Linked DNA regions of Homo sapiens: region 1 is linked to region 2. Evidence: read pairs that join two places in POLR2A ChIA-PET (ENCODE). Cell type or tissue: GM12878. All regions are shown on one strand. Links, peaks and the distances in the headings refer to the core of each region. The heading gives the core; the rest is flanking DNA. Region 1 overlaps RANBP10 (RAN binding protein 10). Region 2 overlaps DUS2 (dihydrouridine synthase 2).

The links. Peaks named below come from ENCODE experiments on the same cell type or tissue, not always from the same donor. Only the 100,000 strongest peaks of a DNase experiment are listed, where the experiment ranks them.
Region 1: POLR2A ChIA-PET joins it to region 2 with 7 read pairs; 3 of 35 experiments call an interaction of 5 or more read pairs at or near these places.

Annotation. Positions count from the first base shown.
Region 1 is chr16:67,772,820-67,781,072 of GRCh38, reverse strand. The region is part of intron 2 of RANBP10 (RAN binding protein 10); the gene reads left to right. Among named protein-coding and RNA genes, the nearest start is that of RANBP10, 30 kb to the left of the region's middle. In GM12878, for the core only: no CTCF peak of the experiment used is centred there; no DNase peak of the experiment used is centred there.
Region 2 is chr16:68,070,833-68,079,085 of GRCh38, reverse strand. DUS2 (dihydrouridine synthase 2) reads right to left here. Exons shown (of 17, transcript NM_017803.5): 12 at 7,978-8,146; 13 at 4,931-5,052; 14 at 3,582-3,731; 15 at 2,367-2,454; 16 at 568-641; 17 at 1-337. The coding sequence ends at 100. Among named protein-coding and RNA genes, the nearest start is that of NFATC3, 10 kb to the left of the region's middle. RefSeq lists an enhancer at 3,655-3,764. In GM12878, for the core only: no CTCF peak of the experiment used is centred there; a DNase peak (open chromatin) is centred at 4,055; H3K27ac peaks cover 1,700 bases.

The sequences.
Region 1 (8,253 bases), core at 2,025-6,024, 300 kb after region 2:
CTCAAGGTAATAGCTGATAAAGCAGGCTCTGAGAGCACATGGGACATGCCAGTGGGCATGTGTTGAACTCAGTGGCAGAGGTGAGATTGGAGTCTAGGATTGTAAACTGTGTTTGCTCCTTGGAGCTGTGTTCTGAGATGTGTGTGCGTGGCATCAATGCCAGGGCTAGAGAGCACAGCTGGAGAATGGCTGCTGCTAACTCTGACTGAGCACTTTGGCTCCAGTATTTCCAAGTGGGTCTCAGAGAATTGACCTTTCCTTGGTGCCTGGTTGTGCTGGGCAGTGTCTTGGGCTTCTCTAGCTCCTCCCCCACCCAATAAATTAACTGTGTTCTAAAGAGCACTTGCCTGTCTCCACATCATCCCACTGCTCCTGTCCCACCCTTGTCATCTTCCATGGGAATGACTCTGGAAGTGTCCAGTTTTGGTTCTTCAATCCATTTTTCAAATATCAGCTGTTTGATCAGCTGTACCCTTTCTTTTTTTTAGAGACAGAGGTGGTCTTGTTATGTTGTCTAGGCTGGTCTTGCACTCCTGGCTTCCAATGATCTTCCCGCCTTGGCCTCCCAAGTAGCTGGGATTATAGGCTGAAGCCACCATCCCCAGCTTAGCCCCTTCTGTGGCTTCCCATTTACCTCTCATGAAGTTCAGACTCCTTAAGCTAGCATGCAGGCTGTGCATGCACAGCCCATTTCCAGATCCAGCTGTCTGTCTTTCTAGGTCTGCCCAGACTGTAACCCAGTCATACTAAACTTCTCTTAGTTCCCCAACCACGTGGCTGCTTTCTTGCCTCTATGCCTTTTCACATTCTGCTGTGTTTTTTTGTTTGTTTGTTTGTTTTTTGAGACGGAGTCTAGCTTTGTTGCCAGGCTGGAGTGCAATGGCGCAATCTCGGCTCACTGCATTCTCCGCCTCCCGGGTTCAAGTGATTGTCCTGCCTCAGCCTCACGAGTAGCTGGGACTACAGGCACCCGCCACCACGCCCGGCTAATTTTTTTATTTTTAGTAGAGATGGGGTTTCACTATGTTGGCCAGGATAGTCTGGATCTCTTGACCTCGTGATCCACCTGCCTTGGCCTCCCAAAGTGCTGGGATTACTGGCGTGAGCCACCGTGCCTGGCCCACATTCTGCTGTTTTTGAGTGGACCATGATCCTCTTTCTCCTGTCATTTACTTTACCAGGCCTTGGCTCAGCCTTCACTTCCTGAGGGAATTCCCCATTTTGAGTCAGCACACCTTGACTCTCTGGCTTGCCCTGACTTGACATTAGAACTGTTGGAGGGCAAGGATTGAGCCCAGGCCCCCACCCTTATGTCCCCAGCATCATACTGGGTACAGGGCATTTTTGTTGATGACATGAATGACTGGAAGAACCTCTATGAAAAGAAATTTATCACACCTGTTTTTACTGAATTACTCAACGTTAGCAAGGACCCAAGAGCTCCTAATAACTCAGCCATATTCAGGTGCCTGCAGAGATCAATAGAGGAAGGGTAGTGTCAGTGGCCTCCTATGGGGATTCTTCCTGTTCCATAGATGCAAAGATACTGCAGTATGTGTACAGGAGAATGAGTTTGAGGTTTTTGTTATGCCCTTTCCTTATTTATTTTTGTCTCATTCTTGGCAGCTCAAAGGGTACAAAGTGGTATCTCGCTGTGTTTTTTTTTTTTTTTCTTTGAGACAAGGTCTGGCTCTGTCACCCAGGCTGGAGTGCAGTAGTGCCATCTCGGCTCACTGCAACCTCCACCCACCCCAGGCTCAAGCCATCCTCCCACCTCAGCCTCCTGAGTAGCTGGGACTACAGGTGTGCACTACCATGTCTGGTTAATTTTTGTATTTTTGGTGGAAACAGGGTTTCACCATTTTGCCCAGGCTGATCTCGAACTCCTGGTCTCAAACAATCAGCCCTCCTTGGCCTCCCAAAGTGCTGGGATTACAGGCATGAGCCACTGCGCCCAGACTATTTTTATTTTATTTTTATTTTGAGACAGTGTCTCACTTTGTCACCCAGGCTCTGGAGTGCAATGGCGGGAGGCACTGCAGCCTCAACTTCCTGGGCCTCAAGCTGTGCTCCCATCTCAGCCTCTCAAGTAGCTGAGACTACAGAAAAGCACCACCACGCCCAGCTGATTTTTATATTTTTTGTAGAGATGGGGTTTTGCCATGTTGCTCAGGCTGGTCTTGAACTCCTGAGCTCAAGCAGTCCATCTGCCTCGGCCTCCCAAAGTGCTAGGATTATAGGCATGAGCCACTGTGCCTGCCCTCACTGTAGTTTTGATTTGCATTTCCGTAACGATAGTGATGGTGAGCATCTTTTCAGGTGCTTGCTGGCCACATGTACACCTTCTTTAGGGAAACATCTCAAGGCCTTTGCCACTCTCATTTTTTAGAGATGGGGTTTTGCTGTGTCGCCCAGGCTAGTCCCAAACTCCTGGGCTCAAGCGATCCTCCTGCCTCAGCCTCCCACATTGCTGGAACTACAGGTGCACATCACCATTCCTAGCTAAAAGTTTTAAAGTTTGATGAAGTTTACTTTATCTATGTTTTCTCTTGTTGCCTGTGCTTTTGTCCAAGAAATTATTGCCAAATCCAATGTCATGAAGCTTGCTATGTCTTTTCCTGAGAGTTGAAGTTTTAGCTCTTATGATTAGGTCTTTGATCCATTTTGAGTTGATTTTTATATATGGTGTAATATAAGCAAAAAACTTCTTTTTTTTTTTATTTTAGACAGAGTTTCGCTCTTGGTGCCTGGGCTGGAGTGCAGTGGCGCGATCTTGGCTTACTGCAACCTCCGCCTCCTGGGTTCAAGCGATTCTCCTGCTTCAGCCTCTCAAGTAGCTGTGATTACAGGCATGCGCCACTATGCCCAGCTAGTTTTGTATTTTTAGTAGCGACGGGGTTTCTCCACATAGGTCAGGCTGGTCTTGAACTCCCGACCTCAGGTGATCCACCCACTTTGGCCTCCTGAAGTGCTGGGATTACAGGCGTGAGCCACCGCACCTGGCCAAACTTTGTTCTTTTGTTTGTGATTATCCAGATGTCCCAGCGTTATTTGTTGAAAAAACTGTCATTTCCCCATCTAATGGTCTTAGCATCCTTGTTGAAATCAGTTGACTATACATGTGAGGGTTTATTTCTGGGATCTCTATTCTATTCCTTGGACTGTAGGTCTGTCTTTATGCGAGTCTTAAACTGATTTATTATTGTAGCTTTGTAGTAAGTTTTGAAATCAGAAAGTGTAAGCCCTCCAACTTTGTTCTTTTTAAGATTGTTTTGACTGTTTCTGTCCCTTGAGATTCCATATGGATTTTTCTATTTCTGTGGAAAACATCATTGGGATTTTGATAGGGATGGCCTTGAATCTGTATATCACTTTGGGTAGTATTGACATCTTAACAATAGTGAGTCTTCTAATCAGTGAACAGAGGATGTCTTTCCATTTATTTGTGTCTGTAATTTCCTTCATCAACATTTTATAGTTTTTAGTGTCTTTAGCCTCCTTGGTTAAGTTTTTTTACTTTTTTTTTCGTTTTGTTTTGAGATGGAGTCTCGCTTTGTCGCCCAGGCTGGAGTGCAGTGGCGCGATCTCGGCTCACTGCAAGCTCAGCCTCCTGGGTTCACGCCATTCTCCTGCCTCAGCCTCCCCCGTAGCTGGGACTACAGGCCCCCGCCACCATGCCCGGCTAAATTTTTGTATTTTTAGTAGAGACGGGGTTTTACCATGTTAGTCAGGATGGTCTCAATCTCCTGACCTTGTGATCTGCCCGCCTCAGCCTCCCAAAGTGCTGGGATTATAGGCGTGAGCCACCGCGCCCAGCCTACTTTATTTACTTTTAAGTATTTTTTTTCTTTTTTTTGGGTGGGGGACGGAGTTTCGCTCTTGTACCCCAGGCTAGAGTGCAATGCTGCGGTATTGGCTCACTGCAACTTCCACCTCCCGGGTTCCTGCAATTCTCCTGCCTCAGCCTCCCGAATAGCTGGGATTACAGGCATGCACCACCACGCCCGGCTAATTTTTGTATTTTTAGTAGAGATGGGTTTTCACCATGTTGGTCAGGCTGGTCTTGAACTCCTGACCTCGTGATCCACCTGCCTCAGCCTCCTAAAGTGCTAGGATTACAGGCGTGAGCCACCGTGCCCAGCTTAAGTATTTTATTCTTTTGATGCTATTGGAAATGGAATTGTTTTCTCAATTTTTTTTTGATTGTTCATTATAAGTGTGTAGCAATACAACTGAAAAGTGAGAAATAGAGTAACTTATTAGTTCTTTTTTTTTTTCTTTTTCTTTTTCTTTTTTTTTTTGAGACAAAGTCTTGCTCTGTCACCCAGGCTGGAGTGCAGTGGCTCGATCTCAGCTTATTGCCACTTCTGCCCCCAGGTTCATGTGATTCTCCTGCCTTGGCCTCCCAAGTAGCTGGGATTACAGGTGCCCACCACCACGCCCGGCTAATTTTTGTATTTTTAACAGAGACAGGGTTTCACCATGTTGGCCAGGCTGATCTTGAACTCCTGACCTCAGGTGATCTGCCTGTCTTAGCTCCCAAAGTGCTGGGATTACAGGCATGAGCCACCACACCTGGCCAATTCTTTTTTTTTTTTTTTTTTTTTTTTTGAGATGGAGTCCGTGTCTGTTGTCCGGGCTGGAGTGCAGTGGCCTGATCTCAGCTCAAAGCAACCTCTGTCTCCCAGGTTTAAGCGATTCTCCTGCCTCACCCTCCCAAGTAGCTGGGTTTACAGCCATGTTCCACCACACCCGGCTAATTTTTTTGTATTTTATTAGAGATTGGTTTTTACCATGTTGGTCAGGCTGGTCTTGAACCTCCTGACCTCAGGTGATCCGCCGACCTCAGCCTCCCAAAGTGCTGGGATTACAGGTGTGAGCTACCACACCCAGCCCTGCATCTGGCCAATTCTAATTTTTTTTTTTTTGAGATGGAGTCTTGCTCTGTCTCTCAGGCTGGAGTGCAGTGGTGTGATCTCGGCTCACTGCAAGCTCCGCCTCCCAGGTTCATGCCATTCTCCTGCCTCAGCCTCCTGAGTAGCTGGGACTACAGGCACCCACCACCATGCCTGGCTAATTTTTTGTATTTTTAGTAGAGACGGGGTTTCACCGTGTTGGCCAGGATGGTCTTGATCTCCTGACCTTGTGATCCGCTCGCCTGGGCCTCCCAAAGAGCTGGGATTACAGGTGTGAGCCACCGCGCCCGGCAAGTTTTTTGTTTTGTGCAATCTTTAGAGTTTCCCTTTCTTTTCTTTCCAGTTTTTTTTTTTTTTTTTTTTTTTAGACGGAGTCTCACTCTGTCACCCAGTGGCACAATCTTGCTTACTGCAGTCTTGATCTCCTGGGCTCAGGTGATCTTCCCACCTCAGTCTTCTAAGCAGCTGGAATTACAGGTGCACTTCACCATGCCCACCTAATTTTTTGTAGAGACAGGATATTGCCGTGTTGCCTAGGCTGGTCTCGAACTCTTGGGCTCAAGCGATCTTCCTGCTTCAGCCTCCCAAAGTTCTGGGATTACAGGCATGAGCCACCACACCTGGCAAGGTTTTCTACGTATGGGAACATGTCATCTGTGAACAGAGATAGTTTTCCTTTCCAATTTGGATGCCTTTCATTCCTTTTTCTTGTCTGATTGCATCATCTAGAACTCCCAATACTGTCTTGAATAGAAGTGGTGAAAGCAGGCATCTTAGATGAAAGGCTTTCAGTCTTCCACCATTGAGTATGATGTTAGCTGTGGGGTTTTTTTAAATTTATTTTTCGAAGCGGAGTCTCTCTTTGTCACCCAGACTGGAATGCAGTGGCCTGATCTTGGCTCACTGCAACCTCGGCCTCTAGGGTTCAAGCGATTCTCCTGCTTCAGCTCCCTGGTAGCTGGGATTACAGGCGTGTGCCACCACACCCTGCTAATTTTTGTATTTTTAGTAGAGACGGTGTTTCACCATGTTGGCCAGGCTGGTCTCGAACTCCTGACCTCAAGTGATCCACCCGCCTCAGCCTCCCAAGATGCTGGGATTACAGGTGTGAGCCACTGTGCCCAGCCAGGTTTTTCATATATGACCTTTGTTGTGTTAAGGTAGTTTCCTTTTATTCCTACTTTCTTGAGTGTTATTGACATGTAATTTAACATGCTATACAAGTCACCATTTAAAGTGTACAATTCGTGTTTTTTAGTGTATTCACAGGGTCTGCTTTGTTTCTCTCAGATTGGTTGGATGATAGTCTTTAAGTTTATGAAGAGTTTCTGGAAGATAGAAGAGTGCATCTTTTGGTAGCTTTAAAACACCATGCTTTTGGAAAAGACTTAATGTCACCCAGTATTTGAAGAGTGGGGGCTTATTCGCCTTGAACCCTGACTCAGCTGTGACCTCATTGGAATATGCAACCTGGGCTCCTGTGGGGCTGCTCCCTGTGTCATTGACACCTAGAGGTGGAATGGTGCCCAAATGTGGGTGTCAGCTTCCTCTGGCTGCTCTCCCCTTAGACAGTCCACTCAGATTCTCAAGTCGAGGCAGGGGTTTGTACAGAGGCTCCCGAGCCATCCACTAATAAACACCATCTTACCTGTGGAGCAGAGTCTGTAGGAAGGTGTTGAGGGCTAGCTGCTGGAGAAGGGAGAGGCGTCTCCTGTGGGGAGGCCTAAGCAAGTTGTGTTTTGAGCACAGGTGCTTTAGTGATTCCCCATTCCCATAGAATGTTGTGGAACCAGAGCCCTGTTGCAGCGACCAAGCATAACTCTTCTTGAGTGACCTTTGACCTCCCCGTTTGCACATGTGCTCCAAACATAAACCCTTACCTAGTGTCAGGAAGCCTATGTGCTGGGGATGGGATGACATGTGGTGTTGGGCATAGCCCCAGGCCCCTCTGAACAGGGCATGGTGAGTGGCTGTTGTCTAAATCAGGGAAAGCCCTGACTGTTGCACTTGTGCCTGTTGGACTGCTGACTGCAGGGCAGCTGGGGTCGTTTGCTGCTTGGTCAGCTGAGGTACTGAAGGAATGGAGACTGACTTTTGGCAGCCTCTGCCATGTAAAGTCAGGAAGCTGATTATTTGGGCTGCAGTTTTTCTGGAAAAATGTGCAAGTTTTAATCTAATGGGAATTCTGCCAGCAGGCTAAGACAGCTTCTGCTCCTGATGGTCCTTGAAGCTAGCCCCTCTGGCAGGAGGAGGCAGGCAGTTTGTGTGTTTCTGGGAATGACTGAGCAGTCCTGTCCAGCTACAGGCTATATTGGTTCATGTCTTTGACCTTTAAGGATCCAACTCTGTCTCAAATGCTGCTTAAAACAAAGCAGAAGACAAGTTCCCTTCGAACTATGAAACTCCCTCTTTGAAGTGCTGTTCCTTTTGCTTTGCTCCTTTCCCTTCTCTACCTTTTTCCCTAAGCCATGTGGGCCACGTTATCAGGGCCATATGCTGGGTTGTTTCCTTTCCTTGTTCCTGCCCAGCATGATTGGGATAGCTGATTTCAGAGGCAGGTGAGTAGGTCAGAGCCTTCCCTCCCTGCCTGACCCTTTATTTTGGTAGTAGAGGCTGCTCCCCCAAATATAGTGGTGCAGCAACCCAGAGAAAGGCAAAAGGGCATTTACTGCCAATAAAGGACTGGCAGGGGCAGTGTATTAGCCTTTTTTATATTACTATAAAGAAATACCTGAGACAGGGTAAAGAAAAGAAGGTTTATAAAGAAAAGAGGTTTAATTGGCTCACAATTCTACAGGCTTTACAGGAAGCATGGTGCCGGCAAAGGCCTGGAGAAGCTTACAGTCATAGTGGATGTTGACTAGGAGCCAGCATGTCACATGGCAACAACGGGAACAAGTTGGGGGGAGGTGCTATACTCTTTTAAACAACCAGATCTCGCAGGAACATAGAGCAAGAACTCGTTCATTACTGTGAGGACTGCCCCAAGACATTCATGAAGGATCTATCCCCATGATCTTAACACCTGCCACCAGGCCCCACCTCCAGCATTGGGTATTACATGTCTACATGAGATTTGGAGAGGACAAACATCGAAACCATATCATTCTACCCTGGCCCCCCAAATTTCATGTCTTTCTCACATTGCAGAATACAATCATCCCTTCCCACTAGTCCCCCAGAGTCTTAACTCATTCCAGCATTAACTTAAAAAGTCCCAAGTGCAAAGGTAAGATGGTATTTATTAGTAGATGGCCTGGGAGCCTCTGCCTCAACTTGAGAATCTGAGTGGATTGTCTAAGGGGAGAGCAGCCAGAGGAAGCTGACACCCACATTT
Region 2 (8,253 bases), core at 1,772-5,771:
AGACCAGCAAACTGTTCAACGGCATCTGGTTCATGCTGTGGCATCCACAGCCACCTTAGCACCAGGCCCATGGAGGGGTGACTAAGGCAGGAAGAGTAGTCACCAGCCTTCCAGGGGGCTTTCTTCACCACTTCCCAAGGCCACAAAGGGCTTCTTGCACAGATCCCCAGGTTGTGCTAGCTCCTGAGCTCTGGGGCCCCCAGGGTCTTGGTCAGGAGCCTCCCTCTTTCGCTTGTGCAAGGAAGGGCTCTCCTCACCCAGCCGACCCTCAGGGAGGCCCTGGCTCCGCAGACAGACGATGGCTGCAGCCTGCTCCGCCAGTTTCTTGGACTTGTCCCTGAGCAGACAGAGGGCAATAAGGTGAGGGGCAGGGTGCAGGGCTATGAGGCCTGACTCTACACATCCTTGGCAGATTCTGACAAGACTGAGTAAGGGGTCACCATCCAGGGATGCCACTGCCCACATATACCATCTACCCAACCCTCCTAGGACAATGCTGGATGTGTGGGCAGAATGCCCACTCTCCGCCCCACCCCAAGCCTCCTCTCCTATGATAAGGAAACTTACCACAAGGTAGACTGATACTTTTGTTCAGCAACGGTGACAATAGAGGAGAACAGGCGATCTAGAGGGCGTTGAACCTGATACAAAGAGAAAAGGAATCACATGGCCAGAGAAATGAGCCCTGTAGGCCAAACTGCTGGGGTCAAATCAAAGGCAGATAAAAGGAAGTGTTTCCAACCTAAGTCAAATGAAGGCTGCCTGTATCACATGCTCCTCCCAAGCAAAAGTGCCCAGTGGAGAAAGGCACAAATACACAATGACCTCAAGTGTCTGGAGCTGTCACAGACCTAAGCAAAGCGCAGCAGAGCCCTTAGCTGCACATGACTATGGAGCCTCCTGCTGACATCTGGATAGGCCAGGTCCCCAAAATGAGGAGTCACCAGATGCCAAAAGGGTGAGAAGGGACAAGCTAGGAGCAGAGAAGGCACACGTGGCAGAGGGACCAGGTGACTTGGCTGGAGCAAAGGGCTGCAGGGATGAAACTGGAAGGAGCGAGGCACATGGAAGGGTCTCAGGCTCTATGCTGAGGTGCTGGCTTGATCCTTCAGATACTGGGGAGCTGCTGACTTGAGGAGACAGAAGTTAGATTTGTTCTGGAAAAGTCACTGTGGTGGGGGTGGGGGGGAGTGGGGACACAGACACAACCCCCAGAAGGTATAAGCCTTGAGGCCAGAAGACCAGTCCAGATGAGGCAGAGCAGCCTAAGGAAGGCATGGCTGCAAGGACCAAAGGAAGTGAAGCAAGCCTATCTCATGGTTTCCACCCCAGGGGCACCACATCTGGGGCTCAATTCTGTGCCCCATTGGCTGAGGCTTGATCCAAAAACATGTCTGGGCCAAGTGCGGTGGCTCACGCCTGTAATCCTAGCACTTTGGGAGGCCGAGGTCGGGGGATCATCTGAGGTCAGGAGTTCGAGACCAGCCTGGTGAAGATGGTGAAACCCCATCCCTACTGAAAATACAAAAAAGTTAGCCAGGTGTGGTGGTACCCACCTGTAATCCCAGCTACTCAGGAGGCTGACACAGGAGAATCACTTGAACCTGGAGGCGGAGGTTGCAGTGAGCCAAGATCATGCCACTGCACTGCAGCCTAGGCAACAGAGCGAGACTCCGTCTCAAAAAATAAATAAATAATTAAATAATTAAATAAAATTTTTAAAAAAGGCTCATGACCTATAATCCCAGCACTTTGGGAGGCTGAGGAAGGAGGACCACTTGAGCACAGGAGTTTGAGACCAGCCTGCCTGGACAACAAAGCAAGACCCCATTTATTTATTTATTTATTTATTTTGAGACAGGCTGGAGTGCAGTGGCATGATCTCAGCTAACTGCAACCTCTGCCTCCAGGTTTAAGCAGTTCTCTGCCTCAGCCTCCCAAGTAGCTGGGATTACAGGCGCCCACCACCATGTCCAGCTAATTTTTGTATTTTTAGGAAAACGGGGTTTCACCATCTTAGCCAGGCTGGTCTTGAACTCCTGACCTCGTGTTCCACCTGCCTCGGCCTCCCAAAGTTGTGGGATTACAGGCATGAGCCACCGTGCCCGGCTGAGACCACATTTCTAAAAAATAAAAAATAAAAATTAGACTCTGTTTCAAAAAAAAAAAAAAGAGAGATGTCTGGCTGAACTGGACAACAGGCCACTGTAAGAGGGGAGGGCTATCAGCAACTGACCTGGCCACCAGCAGCTTCTCCATGCCTACAGAGGTCAAGGCCAGGCTCCAGCCTGGCAATCTAGAGTTGAGGGTGTAAGCCATGGGAGTGCTGTGACTGGCTGCAGGGCAGGCCACAGCCAGGAACTCACCGTTTCATACACAGGCTGTGCCAACTTCTCCCTCCGGCACCACTCTAGTAGGCACATCTTAGGGGTGATCTGGGCTGGGTATGCTCTCCTGGGGAAAGGAAGGGAAGCAGTTGGGGTCACCCACCATCACCGCTCCCTCCCTCAGCCAGGGCACTACTCAGCTCCTGAAAGGAGCTGCAGAAATGAGAGGAACTGAGACACCGAGCTGCTGCCTTAAGGCTTCTGTACTTGCTCCCCTAGGCTCCCATTCTTGTCCTACCAGCAGCTTGGACCTGGGTTCTCCCTAAAGGGAAGATGAATTTTGGCATGCTCAAGAAATTGTAAGGGAAGGGGGAATGAACTCCCAGTACTCTGAGGTCCAGACTGGAAAAACAATGTTCAACATCCAAGAAGGAAGCTTGCCACTCAAGACAAGATTAGTAGGGAGTGGGTGGAGGTGGGCAATGGAGGTAGCCAGACAATGGTCTCGGGGATCTAGCTCAGCGCCCATCCTGATTCCGCCTGCCAAGTGTCATGATCATCTGCTGCAGCCATGGACACTTGGAATCTGGTTTCAGAGTCAGCCTGTGACAGGGTGACACAGTGACAGGGTGGGAGGGGTCATATTCCAACTTCCCAACTGGAACTCTCCCTGGCATCTGACTGCCCAACAGCTATTCCCCACCACCCTGCTCCCCCTCTCCACACCTCTGCCAGACAAGACTGGCTCCTGTCTGGTCCTGGGGACTGGAGAAAGGCTCAGATCCCAGAGGAGGGCACCATTCAAAGCTGAGTCACAATCTGAGGCGTAAGCAGCTTGAGAGAGCACCACAGAGCTGGTGAGGGGCACTGGGTGTGGGTAGGGGCTGCAGAGCCAAATGAGGGCTAGGGTCCTGCTGTTGTTTGAGGAGCTTCATGCCAGGAGCCAGTTCCTCAGGGCCTTGGAAAAGCACAGACTTTCAGGAACAGGAGACAAGTCCCCCCTGCCCTGAGTTGTGGGAGGCGGTAAATCAGGGAAAAAGTAGAGTTCAGTTATCCTTGGGACAGCCTTTCAGGGACTATCTCCCCTGAAAGCACCTTCTATGGGATGCTGAAAATTTAGAACGAGTTTCCAAACCAACAAGACCTGTGGTCCCTACGTTTGACATTAAGCACATACAGCAGCCAGTGTGCTGGCCCAGTGGGACCCCAAGGGTGCTGGCCCTAGCCCAAGCTGAGGCCAAGCTGGAGACCTACCGGTCAAACTTGACAGCCATCTTAATGACACCAGAGGTATCTTCAGCTGGCTCCCCTGTCTGCTCTGAAGTCTTGGCTGAGAGCCTGGCCTGCTGGGCATCCAGCTCCTGTGTGGTCTCCTCATAGAAGGCACCAAGGCCAAAGGCCTCACTAGGGAGGAAGAAGCAGATCAGAGCAAACACTTTAGCGGAGCCAGCATCCAGGGTACTGCAGGACCCCAGGGCCCCACCACTGAGAAACTCCTCTACCACATACACCAAAACACCACCGGGGCCTGGCCATCAGAATGTGCCCCCTGCCCAGCCCTGGGATTACTGTGGACTGGAAGATGGAAAGTGAATGTGAACCCAAGCGTGGACACTGGAGGGAGGCTGGGCTGGGTGGCAAAGGTTGTAAAGGTCACCCCCACCACCTGCAGCCTCTCTCCTGAGGGGAAGCACACAGATGGTATCCCCAGCCAGCCGTGACTGAGTTAACCAATGCTGATCAAGCACATGGGCCCATGGGAGGAAGAGACAGAGGCCTGACCACTAAGTGGTTCCCCACTTCCCGCCCAGCCACAGGCAGTTATACATGGGTCTCAGCTGACACTGAGGCACCACCCAGAGCTACAGAGTTATGTGGGGTAGGGACTGAACCAATGCCATAAGCCAAGGGTGGGAAGAGGGCTCTGGCAAAGGTTTTTCCCTTCTAGGAAACATCTTGAAGGCTGGAAGACTCAAACGAAGATAGATCCCCAATGGCAAAAGTGGTTCAGAAAGGCATCTATGTAAGAGGGAGGCTACAGATAGCTCACGTGAGAGGGAGAGAGCCTTCCAGGCAGACGACCCATTACAAGCACAGGTGTGGAGTTCTGGAAGCAGACAGGTAGACAGGGAGCTGTGGGGGCAGTGGCTAGGCCAGCTTGTGAAGGGCCTCAACTGTCAACCATCTGAGCTAGAGCTGCACCTGATCTAGAGAATCAACAGGTGGTCTCTCAAACTGCAGGGTGATGGATGTGAGTGCAGGCTCAAGGTAGAGGCTCCATGCTACAGCCCAATTCTCCTGACCACTGGTTCCTGGGGGCCTGGCCTGTGACTATCCCATTTATGGAAAATCCCCTTCCTTTGCATTCCTCTATCCTTCTAGTACCCTAGTTCCCAGAGCTCTGCTGATCCGTCCAGGGATGGGACGTTTCAAAGCTTTCAAAGAATCCCCTCCTGGGAGGCAAAGCTGTACCATCACTCCACTCCTCTACATCTACATCCAGAAGCTGTGTCCCTGGTCCCCTGGTGGAGTCAGCTTAGGGCTCAAAGTCAAACTTGGGCAATGCGTACAAGGACAGATGGACATCTTATTGTGCCTCTTACCAAATTTCCCGGGAAGACTGGGCAGCATGGAGCAACCTTCCCTGGGGCGACTCCAGCTGTTCTCGTAGCATCTGGCACAAGCAGTACTTGGTGTTGGTGTAGTGGTTGTCATACTGCACCGCCTGAGAAAAGAAATGACTTGCCTGATGCCCAGGCAGGCTCTAAGGCCTGGGCTATGCTCTGATGGCAGGGAAAGGAGCTCCAAGAAGGCACCAGAGATGTATGTGTAGCCAAGGCAATGTGACCCCCATAAGAAGAACCACCACTGGCCAGGAGCAGTGGCTCACATCTGTAATCCCAGCACTCTGAGAGGCCAATGCAGGAGGACTGCTTGAGGCTAGGAGTTCAAGAGCAGCCTGGGCAACGTAAGACTCAACTCTACAAAAATTAAAAAAAAGAAAATTATCGGCTGGGCACGGTGGCTCACGCCTGTAATCACAGCACCTTGGGAGGCCAAGGCGGGCGGATCACCTGAGGTCAGGAGTTCAAGACCAGCCTGACCAACATGGTGAAGCCCCGTCTCTACTAAAAATACAAAATTAGCTGGGCGTGGTGGCGGGTGCCTGTAATCCCAGCTACTCGGGAGGCTGAGGCAAGAGAATCGCTTGAACCCTGGAGGCGAAGGTTGCGGTGAGCCAAGATCGTGCCACTGCACTCCAGCCTGGGCGACAACAGCAAAACTCTGTCTCAAAAAAAAAAAAAAAAAGAAAAAGAAAATTAGCCAGGCATGTTGGCACACACCTGTAGCCATAGCTACTAGGGAGGCTAAGGCAAGAGGATTGCTTGCACCCAGGAGTTGTGGCTGTAGTGAGCTATGATCATGCCACTGCACTCCAGCCTGGGCAACAGACTGAGACCCTATCTAAAATTAAAAATAAAAATAAAAATAAATTAAAAAGCCACTTCGACCTTGGTCATCTACTCTTCCAGCTAGTGGTACAAAGCTTGAGGGTCACAGCCAAGGACCACGGTCAGAAACACATTCTCCTGGACAGCCTGACTGAGGTCTCGAAGTGCGGGAGCCCCTTCCTGCTTCAGCCACCACAGAGGACCTACTGCCAAGTATCTTCCAGGGAAGGGAGGGGAAACACACCAAATTCTGGCATGGCAGGTCCAGTGCCAGGAAAGGGGTGAGATTCTTCTATTCCTTCTAACCAGAATGGGCACCTTCCCTTCCCACATCTTGAATAGCCTCTAACTTCCCCCTACGTGGGTAAAACACAGCATCATTTAGTTCACATGGGTTACTCATGACTACATTTATCTATACAAGTGTGAGGTGCAACTGTCACCATCACTCCACAGACCGTGAAATGAAGGCTCAGGGAGGCAAGATGACTGACTGCCTGGGACACCCAGTGGAAGTCGGCTGGCTAGAGGTAGGGCAGGAGAGCAGTATTGGGTGAAGGTGGCCTTCCCCAGCCCTCCAGGACACCCTCCCATCCCCCACCCCCTATGCTGCTCTAGTAACTCCACGTGGGCCTATGACTTCAGTGGCTGGGAAAGTGCCACGGCACGCTCAGGACAAAGTGGGAAGTAAGTCGGGGCGCCCCGGCTGGTGGCAAGTCCTTGACTCAGCTTGTCTGGGAAGAAGGCACCTGGCTGGACCAGAAGCAGCCCTGCCTATGCTTGAAAGCCGCTCCCTTTCTCTGTGATAGCACACCCTCTTGAGGAGCTGCCAAGAGATGGCTCAGCAGGAATGATAATATCACCTTTCACCCAGTGAGCAAGCTCAGCACTGTTCAGCACGTCTTCTTGGCCAGACTTGCCAGCTGGCCAAAAAGCTGGATAGCTGACCTGGGCTGGGGCAAGCCCTCCCTTGCCATGGAGCTATCCCAGACCATTGGAGAGCTGGTGGTCACCAACTTGCCCAGCAGGACACCAGAACCAGGGAGTGAGGGCTGCAGCATTGAACAGGAAATAGGACAAAGGCTGCCCAGCTCTGGACGCAGACCTCAGGGCATCTTACCATCCTAGCTTGCACAGCCATGGAAACACTCACATACCATGGCAGCCACAGGCACTCCTAGGCAGGTATGAACCCTAGGACTGAAGAGGAGGGTGGAACTCTGCTCTGGGCAAAGACTGCACCCTCTGTTCAGACCCAATTCACTGAAGAATTTGAGGACCACTCACTGTCTCTCCCTGCAGACATGTGCAGCTGATCAGAGTCCCACAGAGTTCCAGGGTTGTGCCAAAGAGATAAGGCAAGTGAACTCTTCATTTTCTTTTATAGGGATATGCCCTTGGCACTACCATCAACCTCTCAATGAGAAGAAACTGGTTTAGAAAAGGCCATTCCCAGCCTGGGCAACATAGGGAGACCTCATCTCTATTAAAAAAATAAAAAATTAGCTGAGTGTTGTGGCACATGCCTGTAGTCCCAACTACTTGGGAGGCTGAAGCAGGAGGATCACTTGAGCCCAGGAGGTCAAGACTGCAGTGAGTCATGATTATGCCACTATGCTCACACCTGGGCAACAGAGCAAGACCCCATCTCAAAAAAAAAAAAAAAAAGCTATTCCCTAAGTAGAGGGTTATGCTTAAAGCATTCTGGAATTAGCAAGAGAAAAGTTTTAGAAATTATTTCGACTGATGAGTCAAATCAGGTGAGAAATTTCTCAATTGCTCCTCTTGGCTGTGGCTGCTCCTGAGCCAACCTATAGGCACATATGCCTTTGATGATGCAGAACCCACAGTCCACGTGCATATGCCTCTGTATGTGCAGCGTGTGAGAAAAAGAAAGATATATATCATGTGTTCGGGGTTCCAACAGCATCCTGGATCTAGAAGGTTCTTGCTATGACCTGCAAACCTCTGGAAGCTTTAGGAGATGGTAGGGGTATGCCCCCCAGCATCCTCTCTTAGCATTGCAGCTGGGGAGACCGAATAAAGCAGTGAGCTAGTGCAGCTACACTACATGAGCTAAAAAGAAAAGGAGAGGAACAGCAAGCACAGCTGGCAGCTGGGGGCTCACACAAAGTGCTCTCTGCAGGAGTGTGGTAGACAGTGAGAAATGCTTGTTTTGAAAAAGTACAGAGACGTACGTATCTGATGTATTTCTGCATGACCTCCTCCAGGGGCCGCAGACCCTCCTTGAGGAAGATAGATGGGTTCCACATGGCTGCTCGGGCCACCATCACGGAAGAGGCTGCCGTGGCTTGTCGAAAGTCCTCTATGTCCGAATACTGTTGGATGTGGTCATGAGATCCTCCGCTAAAAAGCAACCAGAGGGTTAGGGGTGTCCCCATCACGGAACCTATCAGCATTTTCAGAAAAAGTCAGCTCTCAGATCTGCCACTGATTAACAATGTGAATTTGGC